Linked DNA regions of Homo sapiens: region 2 is linked to region 1. A link is a loop called in an ENCODE intact Hi-C map of the cell type or tissue named here. Cell type or tissue: endothelial cell of umbilical vein. All regions are shown on one strand. Each heading gives the region's core, and the rest is flanking DNA. Links, peaks and the distances in the headings are about the cores only.

The links. Peaks named below come from ENCODE experiments on the same cell type or tissue, not always from the same donor. Only the 100,000 strongest peaks of a DNase experiment are listed, where the experiment ranks them.
Region 2: it touches region 1 in a loop (5-fold over the local background); 3 of 110 quality-filtered maps call a loop at or near these places.

What each region holds. Positions count from the first base shown.
Region 1 is chr2:207,612,632-207,623,001 of GRCh38, forward strand. It overlaps METTL21A (methyltransferase 21A, HSPA lysine), which reads right to left. Exons shown (of 4, transcript NM_001127395.5): 3 at 9,175-9,286; 4 at 108-812. The coding sequence ends at 415. Among named protein-coding and RNA genes, the nearest start is that of METTL21A, 7.6 kb to the right of the region's middle. RefSeq lists an enhancer at 7,182-7,271. In endothelial cell of umbilical vein, for the core only: no CTCF peak of the experiment used is centred there; a DNase peak (open chromatin) is centred at 4,820; H3K27ac peaks cover 2,066 bases.
Region 2 is chr2:207,544,888-207,555,257 of GRCh38, forward strand. The region is part of intron 1 of CREB1 (cAMP responsive element binding protein 1); the gene reads left to right. Among named protein-coding and RNA genes, the nearest start is that of CREB1, 20 kb to the left of the region's middle. In endothelial cell of umbilical vein, for the core only: no CTCF peak of the experiment used is centred there; a DNase peak (open chromatin) is centred at 5,344; H3K27ac peaks cover 1,673 bases.

The DNA.
Region 1 (10,370 bases), core at 1,411-9,410:
GAAAACTCAGCTAAACATTGTATATATCACAAGGTTTTAAAAATAATTTGTAAGATTTAATCTTACCAAGAAAGCTTACTCATTTAAAGACTTCTTTATACCGGCCCTTCATATCATCAGTGGAAACTGTTTATTAAAAGGGAGGAGTATGGGATACACAAATAGCATAAATCGAAATCTCACACTTAATCCTTTAATGTTAATTGCATTTCAGACTGAGTAAAGTCTGACTAAAAATCACAGCAATGGGACAAAGCACTGCTTTGTTTTAAAACTGCACATGTGCTTTCTCCCCTGAGAACCTTTGGCTTAGACTTTTTGTACAGTAAGACATTTCATTAAATATGGTTAGATTTGCAGTCTAAGACCTTAAGTGACACACTCAATGACAACATTCTTATAAATTATAGCCAATTATAAGTCCTCCTTCTGGTTTCTCTTCTGTGCTTCGTAAATATGTACATCTTTTTCAGGATCGTAGTGAACCTTTCTCACAGTAAATTGCCTCTCCAGCATTGCTAAGAAGTTGTTATCCCGTTCATAGCGAATTCGGCATGCTAAAAGAATCACAGAGTGATTGCTACAGAGATGTTCCAGTGTCTGAAGAAGATCTGTGAATGTTTCTTCTAAATATATGATATCAGCACCAAGTATCAGGTCAAATTCTCCAGGAGAAAAACTCCCCAAATTTTGTCCCCAAGTCAGCTCCTTAACAACAGTTTTAGTTTGGATATGAGGAGGTAAGTTGGCTTGAACGTTTGATTTAAGAAATTCTAATGCTACTTTTCGATCCGTGATAGTCACATGAGCACCTACAATGTGGAACAAAGAAAAAGTGATGTGTACATCAGTACAATTCTGTTAGGTAGAGAGGGGGTCAAGTTAAATGTAGAGTGTCTCTTAAATATTGCATCTGATATGCATAATATCAATCACACCTTTCATGGACAGCTGCAATAGAAAAATGACTCACAGCTCCTTTTGCATTAACTACTGGTAGAAGTGACTCTTGATTTGCCTCTATGACATACCTGCTATTTGCTAAAATTGTGCCTATAAATTGCAGAATTGGCTGGGTGTGGTGGCTCATGCCTTTAATCCCAGCACTTTGGGAGGCCAAAGCGGGTGGATCACCTGAGGTCAGGAGTTGGAGACCAGCCTGGCCAACATGGCCAACTAAAAATACAAAATTAGCCAGGCATGGTGGCGGGCACCTGTAATCCCAGCTACTCGGGAGGCTGAGGCAGGGGAATCACTTAAACCTGGGAGGCAGAGGTTGCAGTGAGCTGAGATCTCGCCACTGCACTCCAGCCTGGGTGACAAGAGCAAAACTCCATCTCAAAAAAAAGTAGAATTAACCAGTGACACGGCTGATGCTTCTGAATTCTGCCAACAGAGCTGGCCCATACTTTATTCATTGGGTCATTATCTTTAAGTCAGTTGGCCGCAGGCTAAAATGGAATCCAAGAATGAAATATCTGGGAGCAGGCCAGGTACAGTGGCTCATGCCTGTAATCCCAGCACTTAGGGAGGCTGAGGTGGGAGAAGCCCTTGAGCCCAGGAGTTCAAGACCAGCCTGGGTAACACAGGGAGACTCCATCTCTACAAATAATTTTTTTTAATTAAGCACAGTGCACACCTGTGGTCTTAACTACTCAGGAGGCGGAGGTGGGATATCATGTGAGTATGGGAGATCGAGGCTGCAGTGAACTGTTATTGTGCCTGGGCAACAGAGCAACACCCAGTCTCAAAAAAAAAAAAAATATCTGGGAGCAGACTATTATTGCAAAGATGACAAGATACCAAAAACAGAGAAAGGCTGTTTTGTAAGGTTACAGTTTAAAAAAGAATCATGGAAGAAATAAATTGGCTACTAAGAAATCCCAGTCCACTTCTCCTTAGGCTGTTATGAAGCAGCCAACTTACATGTTTTACGTATTTCTTGAAAAATTGTAAGCTTAAAAATTACTTAATTTTATTAATGTAGGTTAAAATGCTTGTTCTTAATGCTAAGTTTCTACACACAGTGTAGAAAAACTAAACTGTTTCTTATGGGTTGTTGACAAAAAGATCCTTTTTTTTGAACCAATGTGGGTAAGAGAAGACCTTAAGGTGGAGCAAGCACATAAGGTCAGGTCGGATCCACCTCATCTACGTTGTAGGAAAGATATAATATGTGTAGTACTCTTTACTTCTGACCCCAGAAATTCTGAAATTTAAAATTATGTTTCAATCTTTCATAAAATTCTTTCCATTTGCATCCTTCTTCAGTTTGTAATCTTCATAGGTAATCTTCCCACAGGATTCCAGACTAGTTGCAATAAGCACTATTTCAGTGGCAGCTGATACTCAGTGTTTCTTATCTTGACACATAAGTTAGGGCAGTAATTCAATTTGACATTTACAGTCCTACTATGAGATACTGATGAAAATGCTCAAGTTGTTAGATTTTACAAGCCTGAACCTACCACTTTGACCATTCGTTGCTAGACAGTGTGTTGCCCAATGGATAGATTTCAATGACAGTTTTCATCTTTTCTGAAAATAAAAATTGCAGACAGCCAGGCCGAGTAGCTCAACCTGTAATCCAAGCACTTTGGGAGGTCGAGGCAGGAGCATCACTTGAGCCCAGAAGTTCAAGACCAGCCCTGACAACATAGAGAGATCCCATCTCCACAAAAAAATAAAAAAATTAGCCAGGCGTGGTGGCACTATTCAGGAGGCTGAGGTGGGAGGATCACTGGAGCCCAGGAGGTCAAGGCTGCACTTAAAAGAACAACTTTAGGCCAGGCGTGGTGGCTCACGCCTGTAATCCCAGCACTTTGGGAGGCCGAGGCAGGTGGATCATAAGGTCAAGAGATCGAGACTATCCTGGCCAACATGGTGAAACCCCGTCTCTACTAAAACTACAAAAATTAGCTGGGCATGGTGGCGCGTGCCTGTAGTCCCAGCTACTCAGGAGGCTGAGGCAGGAAAATTGCTTGAACCTAGGAGGTGGAGGTTGCAGTGAGCCGAGATCATACCACTGCACTCCAGCCTGGCAACAGAGTGAGACTCCGTCTAAAAAAAAAAAAAAAAGAAAAGAAAAGAAAAGAAAAGAACAACTTTAACTTACCACTTAAAGAACAAGTATTTTCACTTACATTACTGTCATACAATTCAGTAATTTTTCAGTGATTATATATGTATTACATAAACACATATAGATTGGCTGCTTCATAACAGCCTAAGGAGAGGTGGACTGGGATTTCTTAATAGCCAATGTCTCTCTTCTATGATTGTTTTTTTTTTCCCAAACATACAGAGAGGGTTTTGCCATGTTGTCCAGGCTGGCCTCCAACCCCTGGGCTCAAGCAATCCACCCGTCTTGGCCTCCCAAAGTGCTGGGATTACAGGCGTGAGCTACTGTACTCAGCCCTATTATTCTTTTTTAAAATTTTAACCTCACGATACAGGCTTTCCCTATTTTTGGTATTTTGTCATGTGAGCAATGAGCCATGGTCATGCCACTGCACTCCAGCCTGGGCAACAGAGCGAGACCCTATCTCTTTTAAAAAAAAAAAAATGCAGACAGCCTTTTCCAAGGTTTGAGTTAGAACTGTATCTCTGAATTTCTTAACAGTACACAGAGCACTCTGCAGGCAATATTGGAGTGACTGAGTCATCTGCACATCACCTCAGTATTCATTTTACCAGCTCATAGATAAAGGCCTTCTCTAATGCCTGTCCCAGGCATTTCAAAGGCTACTTCTAACCTGGTAGGTATTCCAGAAGTCTGAATAGGATCTTAATGTCAGTTGACCACCCCCTGTAATTCCACACATATCTGAATGACTACCATCAGCCATGGAACAGAAACCTCTCCCCTCATACAACTTACATTCAAGTGAGAGATAGGCAGTAAGACGTTTTTTAAAAAAACAGAATATCCGGCTGGGTGCGGTGACTCACGCCTGTAATCTCAGCACTTTGGGAGGCCAAGGCGGGTGGATCACCTGAGGTCAGGAGTTCGAGACCAGCCTGGCCAACATGATGAAACCCTGTCTCTACTAAAATTACAAAAAATTAGCCAGGCGTGGTGGCAGGCGCCTGTAATCCCAGCTACTCAAGAGGCTGAGGCAGGAGAATCGCTTGAACCCGGGAGGCAGAGGTTGCAGTGAAGATCGCCCTACTGCACTCCAGCCTGGGCGACAAGAGCGAAACTCCCATCTCAAAAGAAAAAATAGAGTGAAATCCAGCAGCAGCATTTCCTTCAGCCCCACTCAGCCACAGAGGCACAGACCAGGGACAGTGGAAGGCTGCAGTTAACCTGGCTTGTTTTGAAGCAAGGAAAGGCAGGGAGTCGGTGTCAACCGTACATGAAGATGGTGATAAAATGACTGCCTGTGAGATTTATGCTGGGTAAGGAGGGTGAGACAGTATTTAGTTCAGAAAAGACTAGTGGAGACTGACCCAATAGGACAACACAGTATGCTGTCCATTAGTAATGGGAAAAGAATGTATAAACATGTGTCATCAGTTTTCGTTTTAGTTTTATAACACCTTATTTATGCAAACATTCGAGCACATACTATGTGCTAGAGATACAAAGATGAGGAAGAAAGTCCTTACCCACAGCTCAAAAGTCTCATGTGGGAGAGACACATAAACACAGTTGTGATGCAGTGTGGGAAGAAAAATAATAGAAACATGAGTGTGCGCAGGAAATCATGAGGTCACAAAGGAGAAATTCTTCAAGAGGAGCAGAGGTCAAAGAAAAAATCCCAAAGGAAGGGAAATCTGAGCTTACGCTTAAAAGATGAGGCATGAACCAAGGAAAAGGTGTGAAGAAAGGGCATCCAAGGCAGATGGGACAGGCCAGAGCAGGATGTGTGTCCCAGGAACTTCATGCACTCCAATCTTGCTGAGAAAAAGTGAGGCTGAAGAGTCAGGCAGGATGCGATAACAAAGCCTTACTAAGACGCCTGGGATTTAGCCTGCAGGCAGGCAGTGGGAAGGCAAACAAGTGTTCAAGCACAGGTCATGCCATCAATTTTGCATTTCAGATGGGCCACTCTGACAGCTATTGAGAAAATAGGTTTAAAAAGACGAAACAGAGGCAGACAGGCCAGGTGGAAGAGTGATGTGATCATGCAGGCAGGTGACAGATGATGAGAGCTCAAGCCAGGCAGTGGGAGTGGACAGAGAGAGACAGATCCAGGAAATAGTTAAAAGACGGAATCAGTGGGACTCCAAGGGGTAGGGGAGGTAGACGGGGAGTCAAGGAGTTGGGTGGGGGCGGTGACTACTTAGAAGGTGATGCCAACTCAGAATAAAGGAGGAAGAACAAGTTTAGAAAGAAAAGAGTTTGGCTTTAAACAGATACCATTTGAGGTGCTGGGAAATAGCCAGGTATAGATATCCAGCTTTCAGTTAAACACACAAGCCATAAGTTCAGCTGAGATTTGCACTCGAATTACAGGAAAATCAAAGACAGTATCTTCCTCAGCATTATATTTCAAGACAGTGGTCCCCAGCCTTGGCTGGGCATCAAATCACATGGGAAACTTTTAAAATTCAGATTCCCTGACCCCATCCCAATTTACAGAATCCTCCTATCTTCAAGATGGGGTGTTTTTATTCTATGGATACAGCAGTTCCCTCTTATCTGCAAGGGATATGTTCCAAGACCCCCAGTGGATGCCTGAAACCACAGATAGTAACAAACCCTGTATATAAGATGCTTTTTCCAATATGTATATACCTATGGTAAAGTTTAATTTCTACATTATACACAGTAAGAGATAAACAATAAATAATAAAACAAGATAATTATAACAATATACCATAATAAAAGTTATGGGTGGATCACAAGGTCAGGAGTTCAAGACCAGCCTGGCCAAAATGGTGAAACCCCATCTCTATTAAAAATACAAAAAAAAATTAGCCTGGTGCAGAGGCAGGTGCCTGTAATCCCAGCTACTCAATGGGCTGAGGCAGGAGAATCGCTAGAACCCGGAGGCGGGGGCAGAGATTGAAGTGAGCCGAGATCGCACCACTGCACTCCAGCCTGGGTGACAGAGTGAGACTCCATCTCAAAAACAACAACAACAACAAAAGGTATGTGAATGTGGTCTCTCTCTCTCTCTAAAAAATATCTTATCATACTCTAGTCACCTGTTTTCAGACCAAGGCTGACAGTGGGTAACTGAAGCCAGGGAAAGTGATCACAGGTGAGGGGGGACTGCTACAGTTCCAAGTACCATAAGACCAGGGAGATTTTCAAACTAAGAACGAGGATTTGAGAGTCAGATTGGATTCAAATTCTAAGCACAATCCATTAGCTTTGTGACCTCAGGCAAGTTACTTACCCTCCAAGAAGCCTCCCTTTCACCACTGGAAGGGCGCTATAAGTAGGTAAGGCCTACTTACCATGCAGGGTGACTGTGAGAATGAAAGGGTGTAATGCACAGTCCTCAGAACACAGGAACTACTCAGGAATTAGCAGCTGGTTTTTAACAGGAAAGTCTCATCACCCTATATTAATATCTACATAGCACCGCTTTTTTTTTTTTTTTTTAATCTTCTTTCTTTACCTCTACCCACTAAACTCAGAACGTAAGCTTCCGGAGACACCTGCCAGCCTGTTTATTGCCCCATCCACAGTGGACCGCCAGGCTTCTGGTGGGTTCTCCCCAAATTCAGGAATAAATGACTAAGGTTACAAAAAGAGAATATACTTTAAAAAGAATAATAATTAATCTCTTCCTGACATTTCAAAATCACTACCTATTCTAGTACTCACTGATTCTATTTTGAAGAGACTAACATTTTCTTACCCTCAGGCTCCAACAGCAAAACTTCTCCAACCTAACACTTTGTAGTGACTACAAATAGTGAGTATGAAAATCATACAGTAGCAGAGAAATGCTTATGACATAATGTGAAAACATCATTTGTATAGGTGTGTGTATACGGATACACAAAACACACATACGCAGACATATATATTTACATATATATAATCATAATTACAACTATGATTAAAAATACAGATGGAGAGAAACAAAACATACCAAAATGCTAATGGTAACTCTGGTGGTATCTGAAATATCTTATTCTGACTTTCCCAACCCCAGAGAACCAGATTGCTAGATCAGAAAAAGCAGTTACTCAGAGAGTAATCAACACTCGTGGAGCACTTCCTTTGTGTCACTCAGTGAGCCAGCAGATGTTATACACGCAATCTCATTGGTTCCTCACTGTGGAGTAAATATTACTATTATGCACAATGTACAGATGGGGTAATCAATGTTTAAAGGTTAAGCAACTTGCCCAAGGTCACACGACTAGTAAGAATGAAAAGAAATGTCAAAACCAAGTATAACTAAGCCTATGCACTTTGCTACACTAACATGTCTATACACCAGCCAAGAAAGTTTTGCATGAAGCCCTGGTTCTCAGGAGGAAACAGAAGAAACCTCATTTCCCCTTATAGTAACTCTTATATCAGCAGAGAGAGAAGTTGGTGTTACAGAAAAAAATAAAACAGGCCAGGCACGGTGGCTCACTCCTGTAATCCCAGCACTTTGGGAGGCCAAGGTGGGCAGATCACCTGAGGTCAGGAGTTCGAGACCAGCCTGGCCAACATGGTAAAACCCCATCTCTACCAAAAATAAAAAATTAGCTGGGCGTGGTGGCACATGCCTGTAGTCCCAGCTACTAGGGAAACTAAGGCAGGAGAATTGCTTGAACCCGGGAGGCGGAGGTTGCAGTGAGCCGAGATCATGCCACTGCACTCCAGCCTGGGCAACAGAGTGAGACTCCATCTCAAAAAATAAATAAATAAAATAAAATAAAATAAAATAAAATAAAACAACTAACTGTGTCTAACAAGCCTGGTTTTGAGTCCCAGATCTCCAGTGATCAGGACTTCAGAAAGTAGCTTCATCTCCCAGAATCCCAGCTTTGTTTGAAAAATGAAAATTAAAAATAATACCTAACATACACGGGAATGTTCTAAGGCTCACCTGAAAAGAATAAAAGGCAGTGTACCAGCAAGGGCTTCATCGATGACTTAAGTGCTGTGGTTGAAGACGGACGGAAACCTCTGTCAATTTACACAGACTTTCAACCACCACCCCTGCCCATGCTCCCTGTCGAATTTTGGAAAGCAGCAGCTAAGCAGAAAAAGAAATAGTGAAAAAGTATTGGGTTTCTGGAAAACAGGCAGGACAAAAGAGGGGCTTTAGCTGGTCCTCAAATATCTGTAGACAATGCGATGGGTTTAGAATACTCTGGAATCCTGGATCCTTCCTACCCAAGTGTAGTCTGAGAACCAGCAGTGTCGGCATCACTACTGACATTTCTACTGCTTGTTAGAAATGCAGGTTCCCAGGCCCTGGTCCAGCCCTGCCAAATCAGAATCTGCATTTTAACAAGAGCACCAGGTGACAATATGGAAGTGATAAACATTATACATTGTATCTTGAAAGCTGGTCTACCCTTATGATTAGATAGCTTGAACTATATATGTCAGAAGTTATAGAAATGAGTCAATAGTCAATAATAAAAATAACAATGAAGCCTAAAAATGCTCTAGCTCCAAGCCTCAATTAATGTGTGTATACCAAATTTTAAAATGACAAACTTTGATATCAAGTCAGAACTGTATACTGTTCATACAATTTTAAAAATAAGAAGTCAGTACAAACTATAGTGGGGGCTAGCCCTCCCTACAAGAGAAAAACCAGCAAAGTTTCCTCAGCAATGAAGAAAAGACTATCTGCTCTATCTCCCTCACAGGGTTAAATCAGATAGTGTATGGGAAAGAAAGCCCCTGAATGTGAAAAAAACTCTATACATGGGTAAGATTATTCTCCTTGAATCAACTCACTTTAAGATCGTATTATTGGCATCACAGAATTGAAGGGGGCAGAGCAATCTCCCATGGGAAGTATAAATAACAGAGTGTGTGTGTGTGTGAGAGAGAGAGACAGAAATTAGAGAGAGAGAAATTAGCCCGTTAGCCTCACTGGAGTTAAGAACCCCAGCAGTTGGCCCACAACTCATAAGTATAAGCAAAAGATAATAACCCAGTAAGGGGAAAACCCACGAAGGGTTTTGCGCTAAGAAAACAGCAAATGCACCTCTCAATGAGTTCTGCTCACTAAGGAGTCAATGCATGACACTCACCCAGCAGGGCAGCCACTATGCCCACCAGCCCCGTGCCAGCACCCAGCTCCACGGCAGAGCGGCCCCTGAGCTCCACAGCTCCCATCTCCAGGTATGTGGAAAGAACGATGGCCTGAATGAAAACACAGTGTGATGACGATTAAGGTCAACATGTGCTTGAGTAGCTGCAGGGTTTCAGGTCAGCTACACCCACCCCTCTCCCACTTCGAGGTTCAATTCCCAGCTTAACAACACACACAGGAACTTAGCTGGTGCAGCAAGGTAACCTCCCCCTTAGAGCAAGCACAGGGTCCCACAGCAGTGCCCAGAGATGATGCCCACACTAAATGGGGTCCTGCTGGATCTGGAAAGCTTAATTTTTTTTTTTTTTTTTTTTTGAGATGGAGTCTCAGTCCATCTGTCACCCAGGCTGGAGTGCAGTGGCACAATCTCAGCTCACTGCAACCTCCACCTCCCAAGCTCAAGCGATTCTCCCACCTCAGCACCCCCAGTAACTGGGACACAGGCGTGCACCACCACACCCAGCTAATTTTTGTAGTTTTTTTGGTAGAGATGGGGTTTTGCCATGTTGGCCAAGCTGGTCTTGAACTCCTGAGCTCCTGCGTCAGCTTCCCAAAGTGCTAGGATTATAGGCGTGAGCTATCACACCCAGCCTGGAAAGCTTAACTTTTTACTGTGTCACAGCACTTTTATGCTTGAAGTTTACACAACTATTCTGCAAGAACTGACATGAACAATTTCTATGATTTTGTTTAAGGGAATGCCCAGTTCCTAAACCAAACTCAGGTCAGCAAAGCCACAACTTCACCCATAGGGAAAAAGCAACACATTGCCCAAGGGTCTCTGAACTGCGTCACTGATGGTCATCGCCCCACAGGGGCCCTCACCATACGTTTTGGGCATCAGAAGGTAAGTTTTGGCCAAAGTTTTGGATACTTGATGTGTGGTTTCAACATTTGTTTATGACCCTACAGAAAGAAGTGTATAAAGCTAACATAACTTGTTACTATAATTTATTTCTCACAGCCGCATACTGTGAGTATAATTGGCAATTCCTCTTCTTGGTGAGCATTTACGAGTCTTCCCATTCCTCGTTATTATTTATCTTTTTTTTTTTTTTGAGATGTAGTCTCACTCTGTCACCCAGGATGTAGTGCAGTGGTGCAATCCCAGCTCCCTGCAACCTCTGCCTCCCA
Region 2 (10,370 bases), core at 1,408-9,407, 68 kb before region 1:
AAAGGACATGATCTTGTTCTTTATGGCTGCATAGTATTTCATGGTGTGTATGTACCACATTTTCTTTAGTCTGTCATTGATGGGCATTTAGGTTGATTGCATGTCTTCGCTATTGTGAATAGTGCTGCAGTTAACATATGCGTGCATGTATTGTTATAATAGAATGATTTATATTCCTTTGGGTATATATCCAGTAAGGGGATTGCTGGGTCAAATGGTATTTCTGCCTCTAGGTTTTTGAGGTATTGCCACACTGTCTTCCACAATGGTTGAACTAACACCACCAACAATGTAGAAGCATTCCAGAGAAAGGTTCTTTTATTTTTGTTTTGTTTTGTTCGAGACAGTCTCACTCTGTTGCCCAGACTGGAGTGCAGTGGCATGATCTCGGCTCACTGCAACCTCTGTCTCCTGGGTTCAAGTGATTCTCCTGCCTCAGCCTCCTGAGTAGCTGGGACTCCAGTCATGTGCCACCATGCCCGGCTAATTTTTGTATTTTTAGTAGAGATGAGGTTTCACTATGTTGGCCAGCTGGTCACGAACTTCTCACCTCAAGTGATCCACCCGCCTTGGCCTCCCAAAGTGCTGGGATTACAGACGTGAGCCACTCCGCCTGGCCTAATTCCAGAGAAAGGTTCTTATATGTTTTATGCTATAGTCCCATAGTATGGGACTACTACTATGTAGTAATTTTCAGTTCTGCTGAAAATGCTGTAGTCGTTACTACGTAGTAGGCGCAGAATATTTGTTTAATGAGTGATTCTCTATTAAAGGGTCATAAATTTGAAAGGTAAAGGTTAAGAACAATTTCTCTTTAGAGTTGTACAGATTAAAGGAAGTGAACTTTTTTTTTTTTTTTTTGTGAGATGGAGTTTCGCTCTTTCTGCCCAGGCTAGAGTGCAATGGCGCAATCTCGGCTCACTGCAACCTCTGCCTCCTAGGTTCAAGCGATTCTCCTGCCTCAGCCTCCCGAGTAGCTGGGATTACAGGCGTGCGCCACCACGCCTGGCTAATTTTGTATTTTTTTAGTAGAGACAAGGTTTCTCCATGTTGGCCAGGCTGGTCTTGAACTCCCGACCTCAGGTGATCTGCCCGCCTTGGCCTCCCAAAGTCTTGGGATTACAGGCATGAGCCACCGCACCTGGCCAAACATATTTTTCTTTAACTGAGGAAATTAGATTCATTGTCCAAAGCTTAAAAGGAAGATTTTCTACTTTGAGTTTTTATTAACTCTGATACTTTACTATGACAGTACTTCCAGCCTCTGAGACATGAGAAATAGCGTGAGATTGTAGTAATCAAAATGACCTTACCAGAAATCACCACCAGGTTGGTGAAAAACAGTACATCTACACAGAAGGATGGACTTGATGTTGATTCTTTCAAGATTAAAGATGAAGATGCCCGAACTTGAAGCAAGTCTTTTATCAAAACCGTACATAAAGCAAAACACACTGTATGATACTGTAATGGTGGACACATATCATTACGCATTTATCTGTAGAATGTGCAACACCAAGAGTGAACCGTAAGATTAAAAAAGAAACAACAACAATAGGCTGGGCGCAGTGGCTCATGCTGGTAATCCCAACACTTTGAGAGGCTGAGGTGGGCGGATCACCTGAGGTCAGGAGTTTGAGACCAGCCTGGCCAACGTTGTGAAACCCCATCTCTACTAAAAATAAAAAAATTAGCTGGCTGTGGTGGCGGGTGCCTGTAATCCCAGCTACTTGGGAGACTGAGGCAAGAGAACCGCTTGAACCTGGGAAGCGGAGGTTGCAGTGAGCTGAGATCATGCCACTCACTGCATTCCAGCTTGGGGGACAGTGAGACCCTATATCAAAAAAAAAACAAAAAACAACAAAAACAAATCAAAGCCTGTACATAAAGTATGTACTGTTGCCTGCATGCCATTTGTCAGTTTTAAAGATTAACCATGGTCAGTTTTTAAATGTAGTCCAGTATATCCTTGGTACCTTTGAGTTCTTGGGCTTTTTCCTTTGCTGTTTGACTAGTAAGCAAAATGTAATAAAAGTAATTAGCATATTGCATAATAGTCCACATAGTTCCATTCCCAAATATTACAGAGAACTCCTCATTTTTTGTAATATTGGAGGCTGTTATAACCCTGAAGTCTTGAACATTCCTTACAAATCTCTTGACATCTTTTGTTCTCCATCTGTGAAGTTAGCTAACACCAGAATTCCTGTATTATGACTCCTCCCATAACATGTGCTGTCTCACCTCAAGAAAACTGAATTTTCACTCTTCCATGTCCAATTTGTAAATAATTCACCAAGAATAACATTTCAAAATTTAGTTCAAAATAACAGATGTTACTTCATAAACTTATTTAAAAAACACTTGGACATTCATCTCCCATTTGGATGTAGTGATTTTGACGTAATCACTTTGATTTTCTTAAGTAAATGTAAGTAGGCTATACATATTTAACTTCGGGGCATAGTAACTTTTGGGTACTTACAGTTTCAGCATTGAGCTAGTTTACGAAGCAGAACTAACATTTGAAGACAGCTTCATTCTTTAGTCAACATAAAAATTGTTTTTGTCAAAGTAACTGTATGTAGGAAGTATGTGATCCTTTTTTTCTTAAAAAAATGAGCTCCAAATAGCCATTTAGTAACACTTCATGTATAGAGGTTTCTGTGAGATCAATTCTTCCAAGTGTTCAAAGTGTAAAAAGCTGTGAAACACCCATTAAGTGGGTGTTTGGAATGAAAGGGGAATGGAAAGAGATGAGATAAAAATATTATCTAAAATATTGCATAGTCGTGGCTGCTGCTTTGCTAAGCAACACTGTCTCTTGGTGGTCACATACATGAAGACTTGTTTCAAATTCATGAGTATAGTCTTACCTGAAGGAAAACAAGGCAAGTAAACTTTGCAAATACTTAATTTCAAACAAACAAACAAAAAACTTTAAGAAAGCACTACAGCTTTCTTGTTGAAAGGCGCTATAGAGTTAGTCACATATTCTGAGATGGCTGTCAAACCATGCAATATGTTTCTATATATCAGATGATTTTTTTTTTTTTAAATTGAGATGGAGTCTCATTCACCGTGTCACCCAGGAAGGAGTGCAGTGGTGCAATCTCGACTCACTACAACCCCCACCTCCCGGGTACAGCATTCTTGTGCTTCAGCCTCCTGAGTAGCTGGGATTACAGGTGCACACCACCACGCCCAGCTAATTTTTGTATTTTTAGTAGAGACGGGGTTTCACAATGTTGGCCAGGCAGATCGCAAACTGCCTCAAGTAATCTGCCCGCCTAGGCCTCCCAAAGCGCAGGGATTACAGGTGTGAGCCACTGCATCTGGCTGGCATTATTTCTAACACACTTCTGTTAAATACTTCCTTCAAGAACAATATCTTTGTCATAGAATATGCTACATTTTTTAAAAACAAATTTATTTATCAAGGATGGCATTCAAATACCCTGGTAATTACAAAACTGCAATGATAAAATACAAAATATTGAACTTAAACAGTTTCTCTGAGCTAAATCCAATAAATAAATCAGGGAATTTGTTTTCTTAAATAATATTGAAAAGATTCCTGGGGCCAGGCCCGGTGGCTCACACCTGTAATCCCAGCACTTTGGGAGGCTGATGCGGGTAGATCACCTAAGGTCAGGAGTTTGAGACCAGCGTGGCCAACATGGTGAAACCCTGTCTCTACTAAAAATACAAAAATTAGCCAGGTGTGGTGGTGCACATCTGTAATCCCAGCTACTTGAGAGGCTGAGGCAGGAGAATCACTTGAACCGGGGAGGCAGATGTTGCAGTGAGCCGAGATCACTCCATTGCACTCCAGCCTGGGCAATGAGCAAAACTCTGTCCCCGCCTGCCTCCCCCGCTCCCCCCCAAAAAGATTCCTTTTTGCTATTTATTGCCCTGTTTTTGATGACTATGGTGGTGGTTGGGTTATTTTGGTATTTACTATTAATACAGTTTATAAAAGTAAACAAATTTTCAAGCTTGCTTTTATTTTTGTCATATAAGTAATTTAAATCTTATCAAATTCAGATCACAGAGTTAACTTCATGTATAACTTTTCTTGCTTTGTAATATCTAGATTGGAGGCTGAAATAAGGATTTGTTCTCTGTTAAAAGCAGAAAGACCTTGGTAGGAGCACAGGGAAAACTCAGCTTGATAAAGATACCAATTTATTTTCATTTATCACATTGTCTGCTCTGACTTGTTCCCTTAAAATATTTATAACCTTTGTTACAGTGTGATCAGTCTAATCTAAAGTTTATTCAGTTGAGGTTGATCTATGTTGAGGAGTGTGTGTACATATATACATACATGTATATGCATATGACATTTGAATATGCTTTTTTGCCTGTCTGGTTTCAATGAAAGTGTGCTATATTTAACACCAATAGACTATTATTAGCATCAGAAACCTGGAGCATTGCTAAGTTTCCAGTATTGATTAGATAACAGCTCAGTTCTGCCAGGTTGGACATATGGTAAAGATAAATGACAAGTATTTTAAGGTTAACCCTCCCCCGCTTAAAAAAAAAAGGTGCAGGAAAAAAAGTAGGGGAAAACAGTAGACAGTGCACCCTAGTTATTGATTCTTGGAAAGCTAAAATCTATCGTGTAGCACCTGAACATTATAACACTTTAGAAAATTAAGACATTTGAAGGATGTAAGAATGTATCAGCAAGGCTTTGGCTGGGGTGCAGTGGCTCACGCCTGTAGTCCCAACACTTTAGGAGCCCAAAGCAGGCAGATCACAAGGTCAGGAAATCGAGACCGTCCTGGCTAACACGATGAAACACAAAAAAATTAGACGAGCTCACACCTGTAGTCCCAACACTTTGGGAGCCGAGGTGGGCAGATCACAAGGTCAGGAGATCGAGACCATCCTGGCTAACATGGTGAAACCCCATCTCTACTAAAAATACAAAAAAATTGGCACACACCTGTAGTCCCAGCTACTCGGGAGGCTGAGGCAGGAGAACTGCTTGAACCCAAGGGGCGGGGGTTGCAGTGAGCTGAGATTGTGCCACCACACTCCAGCCTGGGCGAAAGAGCGAGACTCCATCTCAAAAAAAAAAAAAAGAGAGAAAAGAATGTATTAGCAAGGCTTTCAAACAGTTACCCTAAAAACTAAATACAGGCACAACATAACTGTGTAGACATAATTATGTATCACATGTAGGTACTTATAGATATATTTATGCAGAGTATTTTTAGTTAACATATCTGACTGTGACAACAAAATAGTCATTTAGTTTGAAAATCATGTGCCCAAATATGTGTTTTGCTGTGGTTACCCTGGAGACTTTGGAGTTCTGCCATGTGATTTCCTTAAATCCCTGGAATTTTTGATTGCTGAGAATTCAGGAGGAGTTGCCCACTTGTTAGTGTGCAGGGAAATGTGTTTTTCTCATTTCTAGTTGAGGTCATTCTTTTTTTTTTTTTTTTTTTAAACCATAGCATGTGTTCCATTAGTTATGAATGTATTATTTCTTTAGAGTCAAAATTCACAACTCATTTCTTTGAATATTATCTCTGATCCTAGATGGGATCAAAATTGCCCTAGATTTAGGAGTTTTAAAAGTTTACTAGGTTGTGGGGAAGATGGGTTTATTTTTCATAAACTTGAACTAGAATGTTGACGATTATAAGGACTGGGACACTTCCTAAAGGTCAAAATATTTTAAGGCGAAAGTATGTATTCTTTCCTTTTGCCTAATGATTGAAAGAAAAAGTGGTAATATGCGCTTGCTTTCTATTATGAGCTTTAATTTGTAATTTGATGAAGATTTTTGTTAACTTGCTATAGGTAGTCAGGTAAGGAAACAGTGGTGCCAGAATTTGTCCCTGATTCAGTATAGTTCTGTGCAGGTCTTGAGTAGATGAATTTAAATGCTACTTTATTAGTAAGAGTTAGATGGTCAGCCTTGTACTGAGAACCTCCAACCTTCTTCCCAGCTTTATTTTTCTACACGCTTCCCATCATCTGACTTACGTGTTTTACTTGTTTACTAGAATGTAAGCTACATACAAGCAGAGTTTTTAAAATTTTTATTCTGTTCATTGCTTTATTCTGAGTGGCTATTATCGTTTACCTTTTTTCCTTGTTTTCTATGCAAAGTCTCTTATCAGCCACTACTTGCTCATTTCCATACAGGGCTATAGTTCAACCCTTTGCTGATACCATTTTTCTTATAGAAAAAGTTCTTCCAAAACTTATCAATACTGTATTCATCATTAATGCCTCTTTGGAATTCTCTCATTCTCCTGACTATTGCTGAACATAGTCTCTTCTTTTAAATGCTGAGGAAGCACTCATTTGACACTTTGCTGAGATGTTTACCTAAACTACATTTTAAACTTTTTAATTACTACTGTTTTTACTGTGGAAAGGGGTGTGAAAGTGTTACAGCCCTTTACTATTGGGAAATCTAATCAGATAAATTTCGTGAGGCTAGGATGGAAAGGAAAAACTTTACAAGTTAAGCAAAGGGACTGTTAATTAACTGTTTAATAACTCTAACGACAGTTATGACCAGAGCAACATAATAGATAAAAGACAATCTCCACTAAGAGCCTTCATTGGGTAATAGTATGACTTGTAGTTTTTTTAAAAAATGCTAATAATCTCAGGTTGTATTACAGTCTCATGGTTATACAGATGGATGGGAATATCTCTATTTGCCTAGGATCAAGAGGCTAGGTGACCTCTTACTCAATGGGTCGTTCTTTGTTATATGTATTAGTATATAGTAAAAGGAAATACTTCCTTTACCATAAATGTTATTTTATTACGTGGCCATGTAATTATGGTCTCAGCTCCTAGGATCAGAGGATTTAAACTTAGAAGACATTTTTCGGCTGGGCACAGTGACTCAACACCTGCAATCCCAGCACTTTGGGAGGCTGAGGTGGGCGGATCAGGAGGTCAGGAGATCGAGACCATCCTGGCTGACACAGTGAAGCCCCATCTCTACTAAAAATATAAAAAATTAGCTGGCATGGTGGCGGGTGCCTGTAGTCCCAGCTACTCAGGAGGCTGAGGCAAGAGGATTGCTTGAACCTGGGAGGCGGAGGTTGCAGTGAGCCGAGATCGAGCCATTGCACTCCAGCCTGGGCAACAAGAGCGAAACTCCGTCTCAAAAAAAAAAAAAAAAAAAAAAAAATTAAGAAGGCTATCCTCTACCCTAAAAAGGATTGGTAGGCTGCTTGAATGAAATGATAATAAAACACCAGTTGTTTAAATGGGGCTCCTATACACACTTTGTTTTAAAAAGAAATATCGAGTTGTGGAGGGAAGAGGATGAAAAACATTTTGAGTATGTCTTTGTAACTAAAATTTACTTGGATTCACTAATGGCTTTGTTCCTTTATTGTAATGGAGTAATATTTTCTAAAACAAAAAGTTGTAATGGTGTTCTATACCTTAAATGTCAAAAAAGATTAAGTAGTCTCAATGTGTTGTAAATAAAAATGAAAGAAATGGTCAATCTGTGCATTAGATTGTGTTTAATCAAATGGTAGGGTAAAACTACGCATACCAGATGACAGCATAGCTTTAAAAATGTGGCTTGGAATAAAGTCTTTCAAAAATGGTTGTGTATACCCTGTCTACAAAGGAGGTATGATACATTTGTATTTATCTTTATTCTAGATAAAATGATGGTTTACAGGGGGAGAAAATGAAGAAAAAATTGTGAATGTCTTTTTTTTTTTTTTTTGGTAAGACAGTCTTGCTCTGTCACCCAGGCTGCAGTGCAGTGGCGCGATCTCGGCTTACTACAACCTCCGCCTCCCGGGTTCAAGCAATTCTCCTGCCTCAGCCTCCCAAATATCCCAAGTAGCTGGGATTACAGGCACCTGCCACCACGCCCAGCTAATTTTTTGTATTTTTAGTAGAGACCGGGTTTCACCGTGTTGGCCAAGCTGATCTCGAACTCCTGATCTCAGGTGATCCACCCGCCTCGGCCTCCCCAAGTGCTGGGATTACAGGCATGAGCCACCGCGCCCGGCTGTGAATGTCTGCTCTTAATACTTTGACTCATTACTGTCATTGAGTGTATTCATTTGTTTATTTTATTTTATTGTTATTGAAACTAGTTTTTTGTTTTTATATGCCATTTTCTTCAAGATGAAAATTACGGATAACTTACAGGTAGACTTTTTTTTTTTTTTTTTTTTTTTTGAGATGGAGTGTCACTCTGACACCGAGGCTGGAGTGCAGTGGCACCATGTTGGCTCACTGCAACTTCTGTCTCCTGGGTTCAAGCAATTCTCCTGCCTCAGCCTCCCGAGTATCTGGGATTACAGGTGCCCACTGCCACACCCGGCTAGTTTTTATGTTTTTAGTAGAGATGAGGTTTCACCATGTTGACCAGGCTGGTCTTGAACTCCTGACCTCAGGCGATCCACCCGCTTTGGCCTCCTAAAGTGCTGGGATTACAGGCGTGAGCCATCGCGCCGGGCCCAGGTAAACTTTTGTTGTTGTTGTTTGTTACATTTGATGTCTTTCTTATTTTGAGTTTAAAAGACCACAGTTTGCAAAATATAACTCAGTGAATTAATCAGTTATTATTTGATAATTTGATTATTTGATAATAACCAGAGTTATTTGATAATTTTTAAGTTTTCTTATAATTTAGAAATACAGGGTGAATAGGCAAAATGTAAACAAAAATGGTAATTTCATATAAAAAAGTATCTGGTGTTTAAAAAACTTTGTATGCATCTCAAAATCATGATTAAAGTATAGTTTTGGCTTATTAAAGTGTTATATATGTCTTCTGATATTAAAATTTGTTTTAATTATCCAAGTAATCCTGAATCCATTCTCATGGGAAGAAAGATACTTAAGTCAATATTAAAATACTGAAATATGTGAAGAGTTAAAGGTGAAAGTCATTCTGTACAGTTCTACAAAATTCTGTTTCTCTGTTCAGAGCTACTGCTTATAGTTTAGTGTTTAATCTTGCACACCTTTTGCATGCATAAACCTTTACAACAATTTGTTTTACTTTTTTAAAAAAATAAATGGGGCTCTATTTTACAATGTGTCAATATATTAATTTTTTTTCATGGTTACAATTTTGTAATGGTTCTCTTAATGATGGATAATTGTTTTCAGGGGTTTTTTTGCTATGATTTAAAAAATTTTACAGTGAATACTGTTGAGCTACATCTCTGGATATTACTATCGATTATATGGTCAGTGCACTTGTGGCTTTATGAATATTTTAAATAATGTAGTCAAGTCTGTTGATCTTTTTCCTTGTCATCTGTGTTTTGTGGATTTTGGTATTTCCAAACTATATTCATTTCTACAGAGTTATTTTCATTTCCATTTTTTGAACTGTCACTTGTAAAACACTTTCTTTTTATAGAACCTTATGAGTGATAGCAAGATGTATTAGTATGTAATACATTGTGATGGAGTGTAATGATCACAAGGATCAGTGACAGTTTTGATGACCAATTTCAGAGTTATAAAATAAATGAAATATATTCTGGAAAAGTCATGGGCTTTTTGTGTTGTTTGTGGAATCACTAAAGGTAGTCCCTCACTATTAACAAATTTGTTTTGACACATAATATGTGAGGCACTGAATTATAATAGGCACTAGAAACATTGCCTATTTTCCTGAATCCTTTAGACAGGATTGCTTCCCCAGTTACCAGAGATTTCTCTAACCTTGATTTACAGTAGCTACTGCTGGTAGGAATTGCTCTCCACTCCACTTTTGCTGCCATCCAGTGTTACATTACCCTACAAATATACTAAGTGCTTAGCAAAGCAGAGTCCAAATGTAAGATCAATTTTTGTCTTACCCAGAATTTTACAATTAAAATATATAAATAAAAGATTTCTCTGTGTGTGGATGTATGTGTACAGTATAGTGTTGCATGCTATACATGGGGTGAGGTATCAGAATGCTTTTTCAGTGTTTGGCACCTCTAATTTGGCTCTGTGGCCATTTATTCCACCTTTCTACCTTGAAATTCCACAACTTGGGCTCTTGAAATTACCTGGTATGGTGCAATGCACGTGTATTCTCAGCTACTCCAGAGGCTGAGGCGGGAGGATCACTTGAGCCCAGGAGTTTGAGGTTGAGATTGAGATGAACTGTGAGAACATGCTACTGCACTCCAGTCTGGGCAACAGAGCAAGACCTCATCTCTAAAAAATTTTGGGCTTGAAACGGGCTGATTTTGTCCTACCACTAGTAATCACTTTTAGAAGTAGCTTACAATTGCTGTTTCTTCCTTCTTATGGGGGGAAATACCCTTATAGGAGGTATTATGAAGCCAATATCTAATAAACTCTGTCATCATTAGCTCACTTCCACTCTTCTGCCATCT